Regions from separate parts of the Homo sapiens genome. Here all the other regions are linked to region 4. The links are chromatin contacts, found by Hi-C or POLR2A ChIA-PET in ENCODE. All regions are on one chromosome and are shown on one strand. The core of a region is the stretch at or near the end of the contact, and the rest is flanking DNA. Distances in the headings are between cores, read along the strand shown.

What was found. Hi-C counts contacts between places; a loop is a spot of excess contacts on that map. ChIA-PET counts read pairs that join two places held with the same protein, here RNA polymerase II (POLR2A). Pooled maps may share reads with other maps.
Region 1: a pooled map shows a loop between it and region 4 (3-fold over the local background). The contact joins two enhancer-like sites. A Hi-C loop is called at or near these places in 1 of 37 single-sample maps with no recorded cell type and 2 of 50 pooled maps. POLR2A ChIA-PET finds 5 or more read pairs at or near these places in 1 of 52 experiments (BJ).
Region 2: a map with no recorded cell type shows a loop between it and region 4 (8-fold over the local background). The contact joins two enhancer-like sites. A Hi-C loop is called at or near these places in 4 of 37 single-sample maps with no recorded cell type and 3 of 50 pooled maps. POLR2A ChIA-PET finds 5 or more read pairs at or near these places in 1 of 52 experiments (activated T-cell).
Region 3: a loop to region 4 is called in a map with no recorded cell type, with 7 times the contacts of the local background. The contact joins two enhancer-like sites. A Hi-C loop is called at or near these places in 10 of 37 single-sample maps with no recorded cell type and 5 of 50 pooled maps. POLR2A ChIA-PET finds 5 or more read pairs at or near these places in 1 of 52 experiments (OCI-LY7).

Annotation. Positions count from the first base shown.
Region 1 is chr4:110,104,400-110,109,498 of GRCh38, forward strand. It overlaps ELOVL6 (ELOVL fatty acid elongase 6), which reads right to left. Exons shown (of 4, transcript NM_024090.3): 2 at 1,098-1,229. Among named protein-coding and RNA genes, the nearest start is that of ELOVL6, 92 kb to the right of the region's middle. Within about 2 kb of position 2,737, at least 4 of the 41 ENCODE cell types and tissues checked have a DNase peak (open chromatin) inside an H3K27ac peak, as active enhancers do.
Region 2 is chr4:110,056,620-110,061,762 of GRCh38, forward strand. It overlaps ELOVL6 (ELOVL fatty acid elongase 6), which reads right to left. Exons shown (of 4, transcript NM_024090.3): 3 at 2,984-3,135. Among named protein-coding and RNA genes, the nearest start is that of ELOVL6, 140 kb to the right of the region's middle. Within about 2 kb of position 3,137, at least 4 of the 41 ENCODE cell types and tissues checked have a DNase peak (open chromatin) inside an H3K27ac peak, as active enhancers do.
Region 3 is chr4:109,988,912-109,993,918 of GRCh38, forward strand. EGF (epidermal growth factor) reads left to right here. Exons shown (of 24, transcript NM_001963.6): 19 at 4,336-4,458. It also overlaps the pseudogene RNU6-35P. Among named protein-coding and RNA genes, the nearest start is that of EGF, 79 kb to the left of the region's middle. RefSeq lists an enhancer at 1-1,010 and a silencer at 42-336. Within about 2 kb of position 1,825, at least 4 of the 41 ENCODE cell types and tissues checked have a DNase peak (open chromatin) inside an H3K27ac peak, as active enhancers do.
Region 4 is chr4:110,480,549-110,485,860 of GRCh38, forward strand. The region is part of intron 1 of ENPEP (glutamyl aminopeptidase); the gene reads left to right. Among named protein-coding and RNA genes, the nearest start is that of ENPEP, 7.0 kb to the left of the region's middle. RefSeq lists an enhancer at 3,853-3,902. Within about 2 kb of position 3,688, at least 5 of the 41 ENCODE cell types and tissues checked have a DNase peak (open chromatin) inside an H3K27ac peak, as active enhancers do.

The DNA of each region.
Region 1 (5,099 bases), core at 1,487-3,986, 380 kb before region 4:
AAAGTATATTCAGTAGTGGTGAGTAAGTGGGTGTTTTAGATGGAGGGATCCAACATTATGGAAAAACACAGATCATAAGAGTTTAATGGAAATACTCTTCCTCAGTCATTTTTAATAAGCTTTAAGTAACTAATGAAGCTTTAATGATAACATCCATTTCTGCTTAGAACAGTTAATATATGAAAAAATACAAATGAATATTTATAAATATGAAAATTAATAGTTTTGTGTTTCATAGTATATCTACATTTACTCCGCTCCCGTTCCTCCCCAAGCCTAGTTATGAACTTGCTGGTTTTGACAAGCAAAACACAAATAGAACAGGTGCCTTTGTTAGCACTCTAGGTAAATCCTGGCACTTGCTTGGACACCAGCTGGGTGCTAATTAGTCTTGTGATTGCCTAGATCACAAAATAATACAAGACTGGAAATGCTCCTGAAAGCTTCTGGAGGAATGAGTCTGCACACCAGCTGACAGATGCCCTGAGAGAACAGGCCTTGTCCTGACAGTCTCTGTGTTGAGTTCTTTCACATTTACAAAGCCAGAGCTGGCTACATAAACACATGTCTGCAAGTCAGTTCGGGGAATGAGGGTGGAGGGTGCTTTTGAAGATGCAGAGCAAAAGCATTCTCTGGTCTAGCAATACTGACACAGATGTCCAGTGTCTGGTCTATGTCTAAGTGTCATCTTTTGATTAAGTGTTAGGAACAGCACACCCAGGGTATTTGAACCCTGTTCTCCAATAGACTTCAACAGGTTACTTGTGTGCCTTCCCATTTAACCTTTCATCTATATTTAGCCAATAACAATAATGAATTGCTGTACTGCTTCTCATCCTAACAGATCAATCAGATTACTGCATGACCAATTTGGACAGGACAAGAGATGGCCTGACACCTCTCAAAATATATAAGGTTGAATACATCATGGCAAATGGTGGCAGTGAAGGCTTTCTTTCTGAACATGACTTTATTTTATGTCCTCATCATATTCAATAATCAAAAATATCAGATTTAAAATCAAATGCTCAATCATTGCATTCTTTCAGCAAGTGATAAAATGGATACGTTTTATTAGAAAAATGAAAAAAACCTACCTGAAGACTGCAAGGGTCAGAGACCAGAGCACTAATGGCTTCCTCAGTTCAAACTTTGCTCGTTTATTCATTAGGTGCCGACCACCGAATATAAAGGCAGCATACAGAGCAGAAAACAGGAAAGATTTCTTCCTGCAAACAAGCAAACAAAATCTTTAAGATATTTTTAGTCATTAGGAAACACCAAATTTTGTACCAGTTCTCCTCTTTGTAAGCACTGAAAAAATATTCTTGAGAATATTCCTGCTTCACTGAAGAGGGAGTCTAGTCTACACGGCAAACTAGTGTTCTGTTGAAATCTCCCTTGACAAATCAGGTCTTCCAGTAGTTTAACCAACATATTAAGTATCATGTCAGGATAGATATATTTCCTTTGTAGGCTCTAGGACTGAAATTTCAACAACATAGCATTGAAGTACAAAAAGTAGTCTTTTCACTGAGAGAAATAATTTTATTCTTTAGAGTTTGTTGAGCCAATTTAGATACATACATGAATTTTAAAAAGAAGTGTTTTTATTGGAACTATTTGGTGACAAGGTTGTGTCTTGGAACAAGATAGCCATTTAAAATTTTATCTTGGGTGGGTGTGGTGGCTCACACCTGTTATCCCAGCACTTTGGGAGGCAGAGGTGGGTGGATCACTTTAGGCCAGGAGTTTGAGACCAGACTGGCCAACATGGTAAAACTCCCTCTCTGTTAAAAATACAAAATTTAGCCAGGCATGGTGGTGGGCACCTGTAATCTTAGCTACTTGGGAGGCTGAGGCAGAATTGCTTGAAACCAGAAGGCAGAGGTTGCAATGAGCTGAGATTTTTGAGACTCCATCTCAAAAGGCAAAAGAATAAAAGAATGGTTATTCCATAGGCAGCCCTGAGGACTGCTGGCTGGCTACTTTTATGGGTTTTTTAATTACATGCTAAACGAGGGGTAGATTATTCATGAGTGCTCCGGGGAAAGGGGCGGGGATTTCCCCAGGAACAGAACTGAGGGTTCCTTCCCTTTTTAGACTGTATACTGTACCATGGCATTTGTGAACTGTCATGGTGTTGGTGGGAGTGTCTTTTAGCATGCTAATGCATTATAATTAGCATATAATAAGCAGTGAGGATGATCAGAGGTCACTTGTGTTACCATCTTGGTTTGGGTGGGTTTTGGCCAGCTTCTTAACTATATCCTGTTTTATCAGCAGGGTCTTTGTGACCCGTATCTTGTGCCAACCTCCTATGTCATCCTGTGACTAAGAATTCCTTACCTCCTGGGAATGCAGCCCAGTAGGTCTCAGCCTCATTTTACTTAGCCCCTATTCAAGATAAAGTCACTCTGGTACAAATGCCTCTGACAACAGTACTGATAATGCCAAAAGATAAATTCAAAAGCAAAAATCCACAAACTTCTATAATAGAACTATGATTCGACTGAAAGCAACAGAAACCTTATAAATAATTTAAAACAGTTGAGCATGTTTCCTGAGAAAGCAATGTTTCTCTTAAAATGGGTCTTCCCTATTCAATTAGATCAATAAGGAAAGGGTTGAGAAATAAGTTACAAAACATAATATCAAAAGCAAAATGTGTTCACCTAAAGAGTATTATTTGTAAAATGCTTCGTGTTTTCTCCCTTTATGCTGACATGTAATGCTGACTCATAAGGGACCTTGCTATTTACACAAGCAGCTTTCCTATGTAAATGAATGCAAGTGACCTACTTAGTGAATACCACCAAATAAAGCAATGATTCCAGAAATCAACCCATAAGTAAATGTTGAATAAATCACTTTCACTGAGGTTTACAGACTCTTCTCTTGGGCCCACAAGACCTGGAACACAGTAGGTGCTTAATAAATATCTGTTGAATGAACGTGGTCTTGTCCTATCAAATTTTCTGATGGGGAAAATAATCAGGCATCTGTGTACAGTAAACAGGCAGCAAACACTAACAGAAAGTTGTACTTTCCCCGTAATACATTAATAACTAAAGAGTCAAATATTCAGAAAAATATTATGATACATTTTCTTCCCCCAGAAAGACATTGATTATTTCTATACTTCAGTGAAACAATTTTGTGGAAACTTTAACTATTGGACATTTCAGGAAGAAAGTACTTTTGGCCATAAATTATATATTGCTTTATTTCTCCTCTGGAAATTACAAGGGCATGGAATTAAATTACTTAAGAGTCACAATCACTGTTTCTGTTTATGCACATATAAGCAAAGACTAAAGAAAAATAAAGTTCTACCAAGTTAATGTAGGTGATAGTAATCTGAAAAAGTATATACTTTTTTTCTAATTTATAAAGGTAATAAGTGACAATAATCACATTATGATTTATAGAGTGATTCCTATGGGTAGACATAATGCCAAAAAGCTTTACCATTTAATCCTCATGGTGCAGGTAAAGTATTATCTTTATTTCATAAATAAACAGGCTTAGAGGTAAAGTAGCCCTAGATTTTCCTGTTCTTGTGGTAAACTTTCAGAAGAAAAAGGGGTACTTGAAGTGTTATCTTATAAGCTGTAAAAATTCCTTAAGCTGTCCTGTTGAATTACATAATCATTGCATAATGTGTAGAACATTGTGTAACTGTGAAAAGATGAAGAAGAATTTCCCATCTTCATGTTTCTACTGTCATATTTTCTGAGCCTGGGAAGCTTTCATCCAAACCCTCTTTGCTTCTTTGAGAACAGAAATTAATTATACATATACCATGGAAGACATTTCCTTAAAATTACCATTATTTATCTTACCCATTCAACATAATTGAGATTCTGATTATGGTTGTATTAACTGTATTACTTGCAATCATAAACCAAGTTAAATGAATATCTTCATACAATCCTATCATTCTAGCCATAAAGGGAAAAGTAATGCCTCAAGAACCAAGAAAAGAACAAAAAATCTTCCCTATGTATTTTTTCTCCAATTTCCTAACTTCTAAAATGAGAATTAATCCTAATGCACTGCTCACTTCCCAGCAAGGGCCATTCACTTTTCCACAAGAGCTCTCTTTACAAAGCAATTCAACAGCTAAGGCAATGAAGTCAGTCAGTACAGAATCATAGAACTTGATAATTGCAAGCAAGGAACCTTAGAGGTGGAGCCCAATTTCCTCCTTCGACAGAAAAGAGAATAGGGAACCGATGACAATAGTCACTCACAGTCACACAGCTTCATGCTACACTGGTCAAGACTATCCAACATTGTCATGGCTGTGGTCAAGCAGGTAGGTAAACACAAAATAATTGTATAAGCTATATCAGGGTCACAGGTAGTTAATGGGAATCGGTTTGAGTGCTGTGATCAAAGTAAGTTTTTCATTGCATGCACAGAAATCTTTTACTGTAGTGAAATTCAAATCCTTGGGGTTAGTTTGGAATTAAACCTAAGCATCTGCTATAAGTGGAAGTTGCCTAAGCATTAATAATTACCTCTTTAACTGAGTTGTCATTTATGGTTGAATGTACTATTTGTTTTCCATATTGCTTAGAAGAAGGTAAGATTTTCTTTAATGAACAGGACAATTTAAATGAATTAAAATTGCCTTTCCTTTCTGGCATCTCTCCGGTAAAGTTCAATTATATTCAAGATGAATAATGGTTTGCCACTAGCCCACTTAGTTTTTAATGTGGATAGATTGCTTTCCTAATGGTTCTGTGGTAATACTTTGTATACTGGCAGGCCTCCATACTTGGGTATAATGGTAACACTATACTGTTTTATTATTAGATAATCAGTCATTTTGAGATAGCATGGACTCTTCTTGTTTAATAAATTTTAAATGTGCATCATATAGCACAACCCATAATTATAGGTACTTAATAAGTACTTTTCAGTGTGGTGATTCAGGAGTTATGATTACCAGGTGACCAACCAAATAAAGACAACCCAAATGAAATACTGATGTGCTTTAATTCTGTCAAGCTTATATTTATCCTTTTTACCCTTCTATTTCTGTCATCAAGATGAACAATGGAAATTATTCCATAATTAATAAAAATGAA
Region 2 (5,143 bases), core at 1,887-4,386, 420 kb before region 4:
CCTCATTAAAGAACTATGTCAAGATTAGAATATTATTTTTTCCAACACTTCAATCTCATATTTTAACTGCATCGATTATTGGATAATCCACAAAGGACTACTACAAATTATTGTGATGAATGAGCCCTTTCCAGGGAAAGGGATTATCATGCCAGCAGCACACCACTCCTGTTGACTGCAAATAGGAGACTGGATTATGGCTCCTTTGGGGCTCAAGAGGGAACACTGTATTCAATTACAATGTCCGCTATGAGGCTGAGGGGAATGGACATTTGGGCCTGGATTAAATTAAGACAGGTGATATTAACATCATCAGCATCAACACAACCAAGATAGAAGATGAAAATATGAATACCTCTGGGTGCTACACTAATAGGTCTTCTCTAGGAATCCTAAAAGTCAGGAGGACAGAGAGCATAGGTCTGATTATGTCTTTAAAGGAAATTAATCACTACAGATAGCTTGAGGTGGCATTTCAATAAATTATTCCTCCAAAAGGTAGAAAGGACTATGTTTGTTCTCAAGTACCTCAAATACAGCTGTATATAACTCAGAACACAACACAATTAGTCCTTGCAGGGAAAAGGCGTTTCTAGAAGAAAACACTGAGGCTGCTTTTTTGTGATCTGAGGCTTAAAGGTCGGAAGTCCAGTCTCCAGCCATAGTCTAGTCTCCTACTTGCATCCTACTGGCATGATTATTTCTTATTAAAAAAAAAATTGAGGGGGAAGTAGTAAAAGGTAGAAACTGTTGAAGTGTTCAGGGGTAGCATTCAGGGGAAATCACGTTTCATGCATTTACTACATTTATGTAGTTGTAGTCAGGCCTTTGTCAAAAAAGATAGGGGATTAATAAGGTTATTAAATAGCATAAAAGAGGGATATATTTCTCAACTAAAATAATTCAGACTTTAATAACGTGTAATTTTATTTTAAAGAAAAAAAGCCACAGCCGGGCACAGTGGCTCATGCCTATAATACTAGCACTTTGGGAGGCCGAGGCGGGCTGATTACCTGAGGTCAGGAGTTCAAGTCCAGCCTGGCCAACATGGTGAAACCCCGTCTCTACTAAAAATACAAAAATTAGCCGGGTGTAGTGGCACACACCTGTAATCCCAGCTACTCGGAAGGCTGAGGCACGAGAATTGTTTGAACCCGGGACACGGAGGTTGCAGTGAGCCGAGATCGCGCCACTGCACTCCAGCCTCGGCAACAGAGTAAGACTCTGTCTCAGGGAAAAAAAAAAAAAAAAAAAAATCACAAAACCCCAAGAGTAAAGAATACATGCTCACACTCTCAGATCAACCCCAGTTTGAGAACAAGTGCTCTGATTCAGAAACTCTATGAATCAAAGCAAATTAAAATATTCTCATATAATTTTAAAATTCCCAGAAATACCTCTTCAGATTTTGCAGGCATTGTCTGTAAATCCAGGGTGAAAACCACTTCTCTAGCCTATGACTTCATACCTAGTGGTACCAATACCTCCTGGGGCCTGGTTCATAAAATCTGTATTGTAAAATTCCTTTTAGATAAAGTTGCCATTCTATTTCAGCCAGTGCTTAACATAAATGCACTGAATGAATGAATGAATGAATCCACACTAATGCATTTTACCCTGAGACCGTTTTCATATGATCCGTGTGTGTAGGCGTTTGTGTGTCTGTTGGAGGGGGGGAGCGGTGCAGGCATGCACATGCACGCGGTAGTTATCTAGTTATTTTGGACTATCTTTGTACCTCTGCCCCTCTTAGGAAAGGTTTTCAGGAAAAATTTTCTTCTGTTGTTCTTCCCTTGTTTTTGACCTGGGAAGACAGTAGCTCAAACCAATTGTCATCTACTTATAAACAGCAGGTTTCTGGCTTCCAGTGGAAGGTGGCTGGGTTGCCGGCCCACACAAATCAGACAGTTCCCATTCTATCTGAATGGACACGGGGCGTGAACAAGGGGCACCTTACAGAAGACTGCTCATAGCTTATATTGCAGGTGGTTTGTAAGGAAAGTACAACACCAAACTCCCTTTTTAGGAGAAACAGGAGAGGGGACAATACATATTAGGTTGGTGCAAAAGTTAACTGCGGTTTTGCCATTGAAAACAATGGCAAAAATTGCAATTGATATCTTTTGAACTAAATATGTATAATTCTTAATTGCAGGTGAAAAAAAACCCAGAACCCCAGAGGTGACCAGGTTTGCCTTACCAGTTTGTACCTGTACAATCTGTACCAGTTTGCTAGCATTACTCATGGATGTACTCAGAGCTTATTGTCACCACTAGATCTCTTTCTGTGTAAATAAAGACATCTTCCTGGAAAACTGTGCCCACATTAACTCCTTGACTTTACTATTTCTGGTAACCTGTGCCACACTTACATTCAAGACCATTCAAGGGTTGAGGGAAAAATTATAGAAATCTACAAATACAGCCTGTATTTTCTATTACTTTCTGGAAGGTAAATTACATTCCCCTTCCCTAAGGCCAGTCTTGATGATTAAAATCAAACACCACCAGAGACCAACCCTCAGCATTTGTTAATGAGAACAGGAGGGTCCCCAAATGAAAAGCTTAATTCCTAATCTGAATCCTAACTCTACAGATGAAAGTATGCTCAGATATGGGACTTGGAAATAGCTGTGTTGCTCTTTTCTTCCCCCATGTTTTAATATTAGCTCAGCTCAGTGGGCCTTTTAAAGGGGTCTCTGTACATTTTATAAGTCCGTGGAGGTATATTTTTAGTAGAGCTCGAAAATCAGCATGTTCAGTATAAACTATCTACTCTTAATATGCACAATGTAAAATTATTTAAAAGGAAAGAGGGAGCGAACAATAAAAAGTAGAAGTCAGGCAAGAACTCAAATTCATTCATTGTAACTTTCTTGCAACCAACAAAATAGGACCTTCAAAATGTTTCTTTGCTCACTAAATAAATACTGTGGATATGTTGCTACAAAGAGAGGGAGAGGAAATGGAAGAAGATACTCACCTAGTTCGGGTGCTTTGCTTAGCACAAATGCATAAGCCCAGAATTTGCTGACAGGTCCATTGTAAAAACCCTGGTCACAAACTGACTGCTTCAGGCCTTTGGTCATCAAAATGTACACCATATAAGCACCAGTTCGAAGAGCACCGAATATACTTCATAATGAAAAGAGAAAAGAAACAGCATTTAGGAAAATAGTTTCACTTCTCACATCAACCATACTTAGAAGACTGGTTGGCCACTGGCAGGAAATAGGCATAAGAATCATATTATTTGTATTTCCTTGAAAGCATCTTAAAATGTTCTGTAAACAAGAGCTAATACAATGACTCAAGGGCTTTATTCTGAAACCATATATGATACCACTTCCTCTTCATCACTGTTCCAAAAAGAGGTCATGAAAAAGGGTAACAGATTCAGAGCAGGATCTCATGAAGAATGCTGGTGACCTTTGAGTTTCAGCTTGGGAACTATTCCTTGGAGAGCAGATGGGTGTGGCTGCAAACTCTTGGAATTATCTCAAATTTGCCCTGTGCCCAATCATTCTCCAAGTTCTACTGGCTCTATTTCCTGAAAACCTGTTTACCTCTTTAGGCAAACTTTTCCTCTACCTCTGGACTCGCCTTGCCAGCCCAGGCTTTTTGTGCCCTCCTTGGATTTCTCCAGCAGTCTCCAAATCACTTTCTACTGTCTGATCCATCTTTCTCAGAGATGTCAGAATGAGACTCCTTCAAAAGCTTAGCTCTGTCACCTCCTCCAGGAAGCCCACTCAGGCAGAGATAAGTGCTCACTCCCTGAGCTCCCTAGAACCAGTGTTGTGCTAATACCACCCCAACACTGTTCTTCAATGCCCCGCAATGTGTTTAATCTCCACATAGGCACAGGTGCTCAATAAAGACTGTTGAAAAAGTGAGATTGTTGAAAAAGTGAAGAAAAAATAAACAATTTCTTTAAATCAGAGAACTGGTAAGGAAATAGGAAGTTCTGGAACACATTAGGCTCAAGAAACACAACCTGCCATGGGAAAGCACTTGGCAATAGGAACAAGCAGCCACTATTACGAAGTGAGCCCCTTAAGTGTATGTCCCAGAGTGTGTGAACCATGCCCGGGACTGAAAGGAGAGCTGGCTGACCATGTGGGGAAGATGGACCTGCCTAGCCTTTTCTGCCCAAAAGGGCAGCATCTTACTCTAGAAGTCAGCTGAGAGATCAATGAATGAACAACTGTTGAATTGGGAAATGGAGCCTTCTTTTCTCCTCAGAGGCACTGTTTTTTACTTAAAATATCTTAGAGTTGCTCTAGAATAAATCATTCCACTAGGCTAACCTGTCCAGAAAGCACGCATCTGCCAACTAGAACTAAAGGTCAACTTTCTACAGTATCAAAATAATGAAGTTTAATTCCTGGCAATTGTCTATTAAGTTGGGTCTTTGTAAGTAGCTTCTCTAAAGGTATAAAGACTCCATCAAATGGTGTTACTCTTTCCACTGTATGAAATTGTCCTGCAGAGGATTACTGTCATTTTACAGATATAGATCCTGTTTAATCCTTCAGTGGTTTTTCTCTGCACTTGGAATAAAAACCTCAACTCCTTTATCAGGACCGACAAGGCCTCTCTGCACTGCCTCTCTCTCCCCATTCTCCACTCTCACCTCCTGCCATTCTCTTCTTGTTCACTGTGAGCCAATCACTCCAGAACTTTCAGACACTTTCAGTTTTCTGCCTCAGGACCTTTGCATTTCTCCCCTGTTCATAACAAAACTGGCTTTTTACTTTCTTATCTTAAGGAAATGTCTCCTCCCCGTGGAATGACCTAAGTCTTTATAGTCCATTATCTGTCCTAATTTGGGGATGAAGGGTTGATTTCATTAGTAGCATCAAGTAATAGAGATTTTTCTGTCTTATCTGAATTTTTTTTGTGTACTGTCTTTCCCTCACCAAATGATGGCTTTTTTTTTTTTTTTTTTTTTTTTTGAGACAGAATCTCGCTCTCTCAGCCAGGCTGGAGTACAGTGGCATGATCTCAGCTCACTGCAACCTCCGCCTCCTGGGTTCAAGTGACTCTCCTTCCTCAGCCTCCCAAGTAGCTGGGACTACAGGCATGCACCACCATGCCAGGCTAATTTTTTGTGTTTTTAGTAGAGATGGGGTTTCACTATGTT
Region 3 (5,007 bases), core at 575-3,074, 490 kb before region 4:
CCTAGTCAGCTTCAAGCCCCTTTGGAGGCTGTTTACTCCTCTGCCTTTCTAATTCTTTCTGGGGTTTGAGTGACACCAGTGTCTCATCAATACTTCCCACCTTGAGCCATCATGGGGGGAGTTGGACAGCATTTACTTGTCAGTGAATTTGGTAAGAGAAATGTGGTGAACTGCAGAGCTGATGACAGTTTGTTGGAAGTCACTGCTGTGTGTATAAAGAAAAGGAGGTGTGGCTTGTCAAAGGGCTCCTCTCACATTTCTTGATAAGTTCAATAGGTGGGAGAGTCAAGCCACTGACGTTGAAATACAAGTAAAGAATGATTCAACCCTCTTTCGTAATCCCCGTCCTCTGGCAAGGTCTGGGTGTGGCACGTTGGATTGGGAGTTCGCGTCGTGGATGTCTCATACGTTTCCAGGTGTCAGTAGCATCGCATCACGTACAAGTGAAAACCTGCCTGAAGCCGTCTGAGGCACGGTGAAGTGATTATCTGAAGTTTTACAGCGCTTTAAAACTTCTCTTTCAGTATTTTCTTTCCCTCCTTCTGAAAACCTAAGAAACTGATAAGAAGCTCAAATGATACTGCTTTCTCCCACTTGCTAAGGTTAAAGATGAAATATCAATCATAACTATCAATCTTTTGAATCTGGTTGATTTAAATCAGACCTTTATTGGATTAGTTTTGTGGAATCCACAGACATCTGTAAACACTCTTTTAAGCACATATTTGGCTGTCAGTCAGGAAAATGTCACTGCTCTAATTAAGCAGGCCCATAGATAATTTAGACAAGCTGATTTCATATTTAATTTCCTTTGAAGAGAAAGGAAGGTATCTCTTCTTGGATGTTTAAACTCGTTAGGCTCTGGTTTCTCACACTGTTACTAACTCATCTCCTTCCAGTATCGAGCACGCAATGGGGTGTGCTCACCCTGCCTGCATGGTTGGCACGGAGTCCTCAAACTCCATGAAAGCAGTGGGCTTGCTCCTCTATTCTCTCTCCCCCAGCTCACTCTTACTCTCTCTCCCCGCCCCATATATATATGTAGTTATAATACTTCGAACCTTGTCTGGCACATAAAAAGTGCTATGTAAAATTTTATCCTTATTATTATTAAGAGTAGTTGAGTTTCTTGGTCAAGCATACTTCTTTGTCTTTGCTTTGGAAAAGCTCTCTCTTTCTCTCAAGGTGATAGTTTATTGAAATTATATCAGGAACTCATAAAAGAGTCAGTTTGGGCCATCTGGGATAGCAATTCAATGTGTTAAATATTTAATTGGCCCCTATTAAGAATAAGGCCACAGTACTGGAAACCCTGAGAAATATCAGGATGAGGAAGGTAGTCTTTGATTGCAAGGAAAACGTGACCTAAAAGAAATATAACTGTGATCAGTGATGAAGAAGAGTGCACATCATAAGAGAAGTAAAAACCACAATGAAAGTTCAGAACTGGGAGAAATATTTGTTTGAGGTATTGGGAAAGATTTCAGGGAGGAAGTGTCATTTTGGAAGGAGCATGGGGGATAAGTAATTTCATTTGCAGAAATGTGAAGGGATGGGAGGAGTCCAGGCATGAACAGATCACATGACTGCCATTAAGGGTAGAGAGTAGCCTAGTTGAGCACTAAGTTTAGGTTATATGAGGGGAAGAACAGAAACTAAGGCTGATAAGGTAGTGTATGCCATAACAAAATATCCTAGACTGGATGGCCTAAGCAACAGAAATATATCCTCTCATGGTTCTGGAGGCTCGAAGTCCTAGATCAAGGTGCTGGCTGATTTGGTTTTGGGTGAAGGATCTCTTCCTGGCTTGCAGATGGCCACCTGCTCACTGTGTTCTCATATGGCCTTCCCTCTTTGATGTGGAGAGAGAGAGAAAGGGAGACAGAGAGCAAGAGAACGCTCTAGTTTCTCTTCCTCTTTTGTTTTCTTCTTCCTCTTCTTTTAAGGACACCGATGCTATTGGATTAGGACCCCACCCTTATGACCCCATGTAACCTTACTTTCCTCTTGGTAGATGCTTTCTTCAAATACAGTCACTTTGGGAGTTAGGGCTCAACATATGAATTGGAGGGGCAGGGACACATTTCAGCCTGTAACAGATGGGTTGGGTTACCTCTGCGGAAGACTAAAATCTGAGGGTTAGTCACTGAGGTTTCACTTCTCCAGTGAAACTGGCTGAGGGTCAGACAGTCAGTGTTGTCCCAAAGTTTCTACTAACCACATTACAACTGTAAAATGAAACAGGTGAAATGAATTTTAGCAATAATATTTTATGTATTCAAATATATCCAAAATATTAACATTTTAATATCAGTGTAAAAATTATTGAGATATTTAATATTCTTTTTTATTTTGGTACTAAGTCTTCAAACTCTAATGTGTGTTTTATACTCACAGCACTTCTTAATATGAACTAGATGCATTTCAGGTACTCAATACTCTCAAATGGCGAAGGCTAGGAAGTTGGACAGCAAAGTTCTAGGCAACAGGGAGCCACTGGCAGCATTTGAGTAAAGTGGTGCAATGATGGGTTTATCATCGTTGTGCTGGAGGGAGAATAATGTGGCACTGGTGTTTAGGCATGGCGCGGAGGAAACATGGGATCCAGGAATGAGTAAGGCTGTTCTTGCAGTAATGTAAAATTGAGAGGAAGAGAGGCCCTAAATGTTAGGGTGGCAGTAGCTGAGAAAGAAAAAATGGTGGGTAGTTGGGAAAGAAAGGATGACTTTTCTGATATAGTTTATTCTTATATAAAAAGCAAAACTGTTGTATTTGATATAATATGTATGTCAATGACAGGATGTCTATACAAAAGAGTTAAGTATGAATCTTTAGGATCTGAACTTTTAAATGTTTGCCTAGAGGTTGTTTATTAATCTCCAACTTTGGGAAGTCTCCTTTCCTTCAAAGCAGGAAGAAAGCTTCCAGCCTCTCTCAGGAGCTTAGAACACCTGCATGGGGCTGGGTGTGGTGGCTCATGCCTGTAATCCCAACACTCTGGGAGGCCAAGGCAGGAGGATCACTTGAGGCCAGGAGTTTGAGACAGCCTGGGCAACATAGCGAAACACTGTTCTCCACAAAAAAAAAATTAAAAACAAACAAGCAAACAAGAACTAACCAATCATAGTGATGCAAGCCTGTGGTCCAAGCTACTTGGTGGGTTGAGCTGGAAGAATTGCTTGACCCTAGGAGGTCAAGGCTACAATGAGCCATGATCACACCACTGTACCTCATCCTTAGCAACCAAGCAAGATTCTTTAAAAAAAAAAAAAAAAAAAAAAAAAAAAAAGACAGAGAGAGAAAGAACGGAAACAAAAAAGGAAAACAACACGTGCATGGGCATGCGTTGTAGGACCTAGTTCATCTCTCCAACATTCATGAAAGTCCCCTTAAACCTAAAAATGTATAGGGCTGTGCTCGCTTTGGCAGCACATATACTAAAATTGGAATGATACAGAGAAGATTAGCATGGCCCCTGCGCAAGGAGGACATGCAAATTCGTGAAGCGTTCCATATTTTTAAAGTCAGGAAACAACAGGTGCTGGAGAGGATATGGACAAATAGGAACACTTTTACACTGTTGGTGGGACTGTAAACTAGTTCAACCCCTGTGGAAGATAGTGTGGTGATTCCTTCAGGGATCTAGAACTAGAAATACCATTTGACCCAGCCATCCCATTACTGGGTATATACCCAAAGGAATATAAATCATGCTTCTATAAAGACACATGCACACGTATGTTTATTGCAGCACTATTCACAATAGCAAAGACTTGGAACCAACCCAAATGTCCAACAATGATAGACTGGATTAAGAAAATGTGGCACATATACACCATGGAATACTATGCAACCATAAAAAATGATGAGTTCATGTCCTTTGTAGGGACATGGATGAAGCTGGAAGCCATCATTCTCAGCAAACTATCACAAGGACAAAAAACCAAACACTGCATGTTCTTACTCATAGGTGGGAATTGAACAATGAGAACACTTGGACACAGGGTGGGGAACATCACACACAGGGGCCTGTTGTGGGGTGGGGGGAGGGGGGAGGGATAGCATTAGGAGATACACCTAAAATAAATGACGAGTTAATGGGTGCAGCACACCAACATGGCACATGTATACATATGTAACAAACCTGCACCTTGTGCATGTGAACCCTAGAACTTTAAGTATAATAAAAAATATATATTAAAAAAATATATAGGTCTCTGAGAACATATAGCATGACAGAAGCTGATGAAGCTCCTCTTCCAAAGGCTGTCCAACTATAAAACCCTCTTTTTCTGTACCCCACTTTTCTCTCCCGTACTCTGTCTTTTCTGACAGATATTGATGAGTGCCAACTGGGGGAGCACAGCTGTGGAGAGAATGCCAGCTGCACAAATACAGAGGGAGGCTATACCTGCATGTGTGCTGGACGCCTGTCTGAACCAGGACTGATTTGCCCTGGTAGGTTGGTGGGTGGTCTACAGTGAAGGGGAGGGACTTGGCTCGGGGATATTCTATACCCTAATCTCTATTTGCATTAGAGATTCTAAAAATCATTCAGTTCAGGCAGGCTGCAGAGCTGGCTTTCCTGATTAGGACGATGCTGGGCTTGAGAATTTGAAATGGTCCAAGTTTTCTTAATTTAATAGCATCTGGAATAAATCCTTTTTTATTACTCACAATCCAATAAAGATGGGAACATGGGTATCTCTCTTCAACTGTGCAACTAATCTCACTATTTGTAATGTCAATTTGTGGGGCTGCTGGATAAGTTTTGCAGGGCTAGGCAGGTCGGTGAGAATGTCTGGACTCAGCATTTTAAATCACTTTCAAGGATTTTAAAATATTACTTTAAAAAGGCAGTATTTCTTGTTCTGAATTAGAACTCCAGCTCTCTTCTCTTTCTTTTCTCAATATTCATAATGGTTGACTCCTGCTTCCTGAATCTTCTTCCCATAACAGCAGTAACATCTCACCATCAGCACCCCAGAAGGGGAGCTGGCTTCACCT
Region 4 (5,312 bases), core at 2,438-4,937:
ATGTAACTCCAGGATTGAGTATTAGTAGTTAGGGATATTAATGTGACAACCACAATGCAAACTAAACAGGATTGCACTCAGTAGTAACCAAAATTACTTAATTTCTGCAAATACAATCAGGACTTTGAGCTTCACAAACTTCACAGCTACCCAAGTTGCTTTCTCTCAAGATTGAGACATGGGGAAGAAAGGGGACAAAATTTAGAATTCCACATTGTCTTTCTGGGGACAGAGTTGTAGTGGGGCGTGGAAGGAGAAAGTTTGAGAAACATCCAGTCGCTTTTCCTTTATCGATCTACCTCTTCCTACTCGCTAGTCTATTCTTCAGGGTCTGAGGAAAACCACTTGGAAGGATTGGAACCTTTGGAATGTTTCTCTGACCACACCCTCCTTCTTCCCATTTTCTCACCGTGTTACGTAGGATTTCCAGCTGTTCCCTTCCCTAAAAGAGTTTCCCTCTACTCAAACTCCAAAGTATATATTTTCTTCTCTCCAAGATTTGGCTTTTCCTTGTCAGCATTTGGATTATGCTTACTTAGCACTTCCCAAAGTATGTACTGCAGAATTCTAGTTGCATGGGGATCTTAGTAGATATTACCAGAAAAATAGCAGGGGAGAGATTCTGTGGCTAAATCAGTTTGTGCAATAATACTAAATACAAAATGATCTGTTTTGGATTTTGTTTTTAATTATGGAACTTTTCAGAGACTTTTTTTTTTTTAAAGAGATGAGATCCAGGCTGGGGTAGAACTCCTGGCTTGAACTCATGAGTTCATGAGTTCAAGTGATCCTCCCACCTCAGCTTTCCGAGTAGCTGGGATTACAGGGTTTTCAGAGGCTTTTATATGATAATGTCCTCTATGTAGTTTCCCAACTCTCTGTGACTATGGATTCTTCTGTGGGGTTCCTAAGAGTAGGGATATATGTCTTTCCTTTACTGTTTGGCACACAGTGAGCACTCAAATATTCTCAAATGGAATAAATGAAAATATTATCATATAAGCTCTCACATGACTAGTATCCTCTGGCAAATGCTGGGACACATTGCATTACCACAGCTTCTCTCCCATAAACGAGCCTAACTTCCACCAATAACATCTCTACATTCCCACTTAGGGTGAAAATTTTCCCTTGGTTCCTTTTCTGCCTACCCTGTGGAAGGGAAGAGTTTATATGTGTATGTATATATATTTGTACTTAGGAATGCAATCTCCGTAGTTTAAAGGCAGAGAAACAGTGGAATTGACAGGAAGTACAACCGGAATTTTAGAGATCATTTCTAGTTTGGGCTGCCAAGGTGTTCTTCGTAGCGCTAGTAGGATTTAAGCTGAATTTTGATGTTCTGGTGGGAGTTCAGCAGCAGAGACAAGTGAGAAACTAAAAGCAGGCAAAAAGGAAAGGCACCAAGTCAGAAAAGCAGAGTGGGGACAAGAAAATTAGTTTGTAGGGGAAGTTTATATGAACAGGCTAGCTAGATATCACTGAGGAAAACCCTTACGGAGGAAAAGGAAAAATAGCCATGATAGGCATTATGAAGGAGAAATTACCCCATGACTTTTTGGATACAGATGGCAAAAGAAAGAGTTAACTCAACCATCCACTTGGATATATGAAAGATATTGCAGCAATCCAGGAAAGAGAAGATAAGGATCAGATAGGAAACGTGATTTCAGGATAGAGAAGAGAGGGCACAGTAGAGAAAATAGTTTGGAGGTAAAGTAGTCAAGATTTGACGATTGCTTGACTATGAGGAAGGGTGAGTTAAAGTTATGGGTCTAGGATACCCCAGCTAGCCTTCACCTCAATTGATATTGGAAATAGGTGGGAAGTAGCCAGGTTAGAAGGGAAGGTCGTAAGTTCAGTGTCAGATGTGTTGATGGCTTGTCAGACATCTAGGAAGAGATGACTAGTAGGCACTTGCATAAGTATGTCTGAAGCACAAGGTTAGAGCTTGTAATAAAGATTTAGGAGTTGAGTGGAAACATCGGTGAGATAATCATCATTAAGTGTGTGTGTGTAATGTATTCTTACCTGCATGGATGTGTATGTATACTCAAGCACATGTAGTTTTGATCTTGAAATTTTTGTCGTATGTCAGTTTGTTCATTATATTCTTAGATTAGTATGCTGAGCTATTATCCCATTGTCAATAAAAATGTCAATAAAGAATAGATTTTAGGTTGGGCGAGGTGGCTCATGCCTGTAATCCCAGCATTTTGGAAGGCTGAGGTGGGCGGATCACCTGAGGTCAGGAGTTCGAGAGCAGCCTGGCTAACATGGTGAAACCCCGCCTCTACTAAAAATACAAAAATTAGCCGGGGGTAGTGGCACATGCCTGTAATCCCAGCTACTCTGGAGGCTGAGGCAGGAGAATTGCTTGAACCCAGGAGGCGGAGGTTGTAGTGAGTCAAGATCGCGCCACTGCACTCTAGCCTGGGTGACAGAGTGAGACTCCATCTCAAACAAACAAAAAAAGAATACATTTTCTTTTTGGTCTTGTTTACTTGTTGCAGGAGGCTAAGTAAATTTCTTTTATTTTGGAAGCAAGAAAACAAAAAGAAATTTTACTTGACCTTGAATATCTTCTACATAGAAAAAAAAAATTGGAAAATAAAGTTAAATAACTAACTGGTTCATTCAAACCACCATAAAAATACATAGAGGTCTGAACAATCTAGAGGGGTTGTTTTTCACCAAGCTGCTCCTCTATGTAATTCTGGAACCCTTTATTTAGTCTATATAGACCCCTAGCAATTGTGACTACCTGTCCCGAATCAGAAGCTCTGTGTTTAAGGATTTCACCCAAAACTTGCTGTTTATTTTGCTGGTTCAACTTATAAAATTGCTCAGCACAGCCAGAGAGTCTTCACTGGAAACAGCATGCCAGATGATTTATGAGATAATTAGGTACCTTTTTTGGTTTTTTTTTTAGAGTCAATTCAGAGTGATCCAAGCCATAACTTGTGCCATCGCCCCTTCTCCCTCAGTTTTCTTAAAGTCACCTTGATCTGATCCACTCAGAGATGCCAGAGAAATGCTCTTCCCTTTTGGAAACGACTAAATTGCATAGACTATCATTTTATTGTGCTAGGTCTAGTAAGTGACTTATTAATGTGGCATAGGGAGGCCCTTGTGGGAAGGTGGTTTACTCCAACACATTTGCCTGGCGCGATAATTATTCAGGACGTACCCACAAGTCACTCCTGAACATATTGTGCTATTAGTCAGCCTTTTTCTCTTAATTTGCAAGACAAGTCATCTGATTTTAATCACTGAATAAAATCTTCCCAAAGAAGTTGTGATCTAGAATTGTTTTGTATTGTTATCTCTTATTCCTTGTTTTCAACTTTGCACACACTTAGAAAAGTTTAGGGCCAACTGATGGAATTTAGGATATATAAAAAGGAGCTTTTGAGTTATTCTGAAGTTCATGAGAAAAAGAACAGGTTACCATTTTAAAAATGCTTACATTGCCTATAGTGTATATACACCAAGTAATTTTGTTCCAGTATATATTGCAGTCAAATGAAAGGATTTGAAATATTTCAGATTGTGAAAGTGCTATGTCAGAAAGCACTAGCATTCTAGATTTATAAGATGTAGAATGAGGTATATCCTAACCACATTATGTAAATTTTAAGGGAGTTTCAAATGTATTACTACATGTAATCTACGCCTTCTCACTTCCCCATAACGCTGTGAGGAGGCTATACATGCTCTGGTGACCAGGTTTTACAGATGAGGACACTAAAAGTCTGGGGTTTTGTGACTTGGTCAAGATCACACTTTAGTAGCTGAAGTGGATTAGAATGTAAGAATGTTTGCTCTTAGAAAAGGGTTTTCCCCATAAAATCATATTGGCTCTGAACTTTAAAAAAGAAAAAGAAAATAAACATTATATAGCTCTTCGGGTTGATGAATGTCACTGTATCTATATCTGGGTCACTGTGATTGAGTTAGACTTGCTGTGACTGACATTTGCTGAGAGGACCACTGAGCTGGGCCAAACACACCGCACAGAGAAATCTCCCACACTGTTCTGTTCCATGTCCGTTGGCAAGCTCAGGAATACGCTAGTTTAGGAAGGTAGTTTTTGCCTACAATCAAGCAGAATGTCTTTTAAAGAGAGAAGGTGAGAAAAGGATTGAAAATTATTTTCTTTCCTGGGATCTTAGGAATATATATTATATATATTATATTATATTTTATATATATATTATATTATATATATATATATTCATATTCTGGCATCCAGCCAAGAGTAAAATAGAGTATTTGAAAACATACCCCATGGCTATAGCTTAGGAAAGTGTAATTCCACTTCCTCCTTCCTCTCACCTCCCACACACGAAGATGTGTGTGGTGCGCGCATGCACGCACGCACACTCACACACACTCATCTTCTCAAATTAGTTAGCTGGCCTATTTCTGAGGTGTGACTCAGAGGAGACATTCTTGCAAGGAGTGACTTTTCCTTTTCCCCTGCCTCTGGAAGACATCAGAAGTCAGAAGAATTCAGAAGGAAAAGGCAGCTGACTAAACATGGGGTTGGAGCTTGGTGGATCTTATAAAACTTTCAAACTCTGGGAAAGTGTACAGGCTTTTTTAGAGTCTGATATACTTGCAATTAACTACAATCTGCAAGATGTTTAGAAACTTCAATTGACTAAACTGTTAATGTCACAAAACTAATCAATGATTGTTCTATTGCAGAATGAATTCTTAACTGAGGCTTTTCTTGGGTAACTTTATTGTGACATAATTTCAGACTCATAGGAAAGTTATAAGAACGGTACTAGGAATTCCTAGAAATACTTAACCTAGATTCACCAATTGTTTACGTTTTAGCCTGTACCCCTTCCCCTTCCTTTCCAGAGCACATGGAAACATCCTCTCCCTTTACCCCTTAACATCAGAGCATATTTCTTAAGCACGGGGGCATTCTCTAAAATAAACATAGTACAGTCATCAAAATCAAGAAATTTAACATTAATACAACTATCTAATTCACAGTCTGTAATAGAATTTTATCAACTAACCTAATGATGTCTTTTTGAATGTTTTTTCCCCCAGTGCAGTACCCAGTCTGGAATGCTGCATTGCACTTAGTGTCATGCCCTTTTAGACTCCTTTAAACTGAAACCAGTCCCTTAGTCCTTCTTTGTCTTTCTAAAGTTAATATTTTTGAAGAATACAGGCTGGCTATTTTGAGAATGTCCCTCAGTTGTAGTTTGTCTGATTTTCCTCATGATTTAAAAATGCAAGTTAAGTTTTTTGTTTTTTTTTTTCTGTCAGGACTATCACAGAAGTGA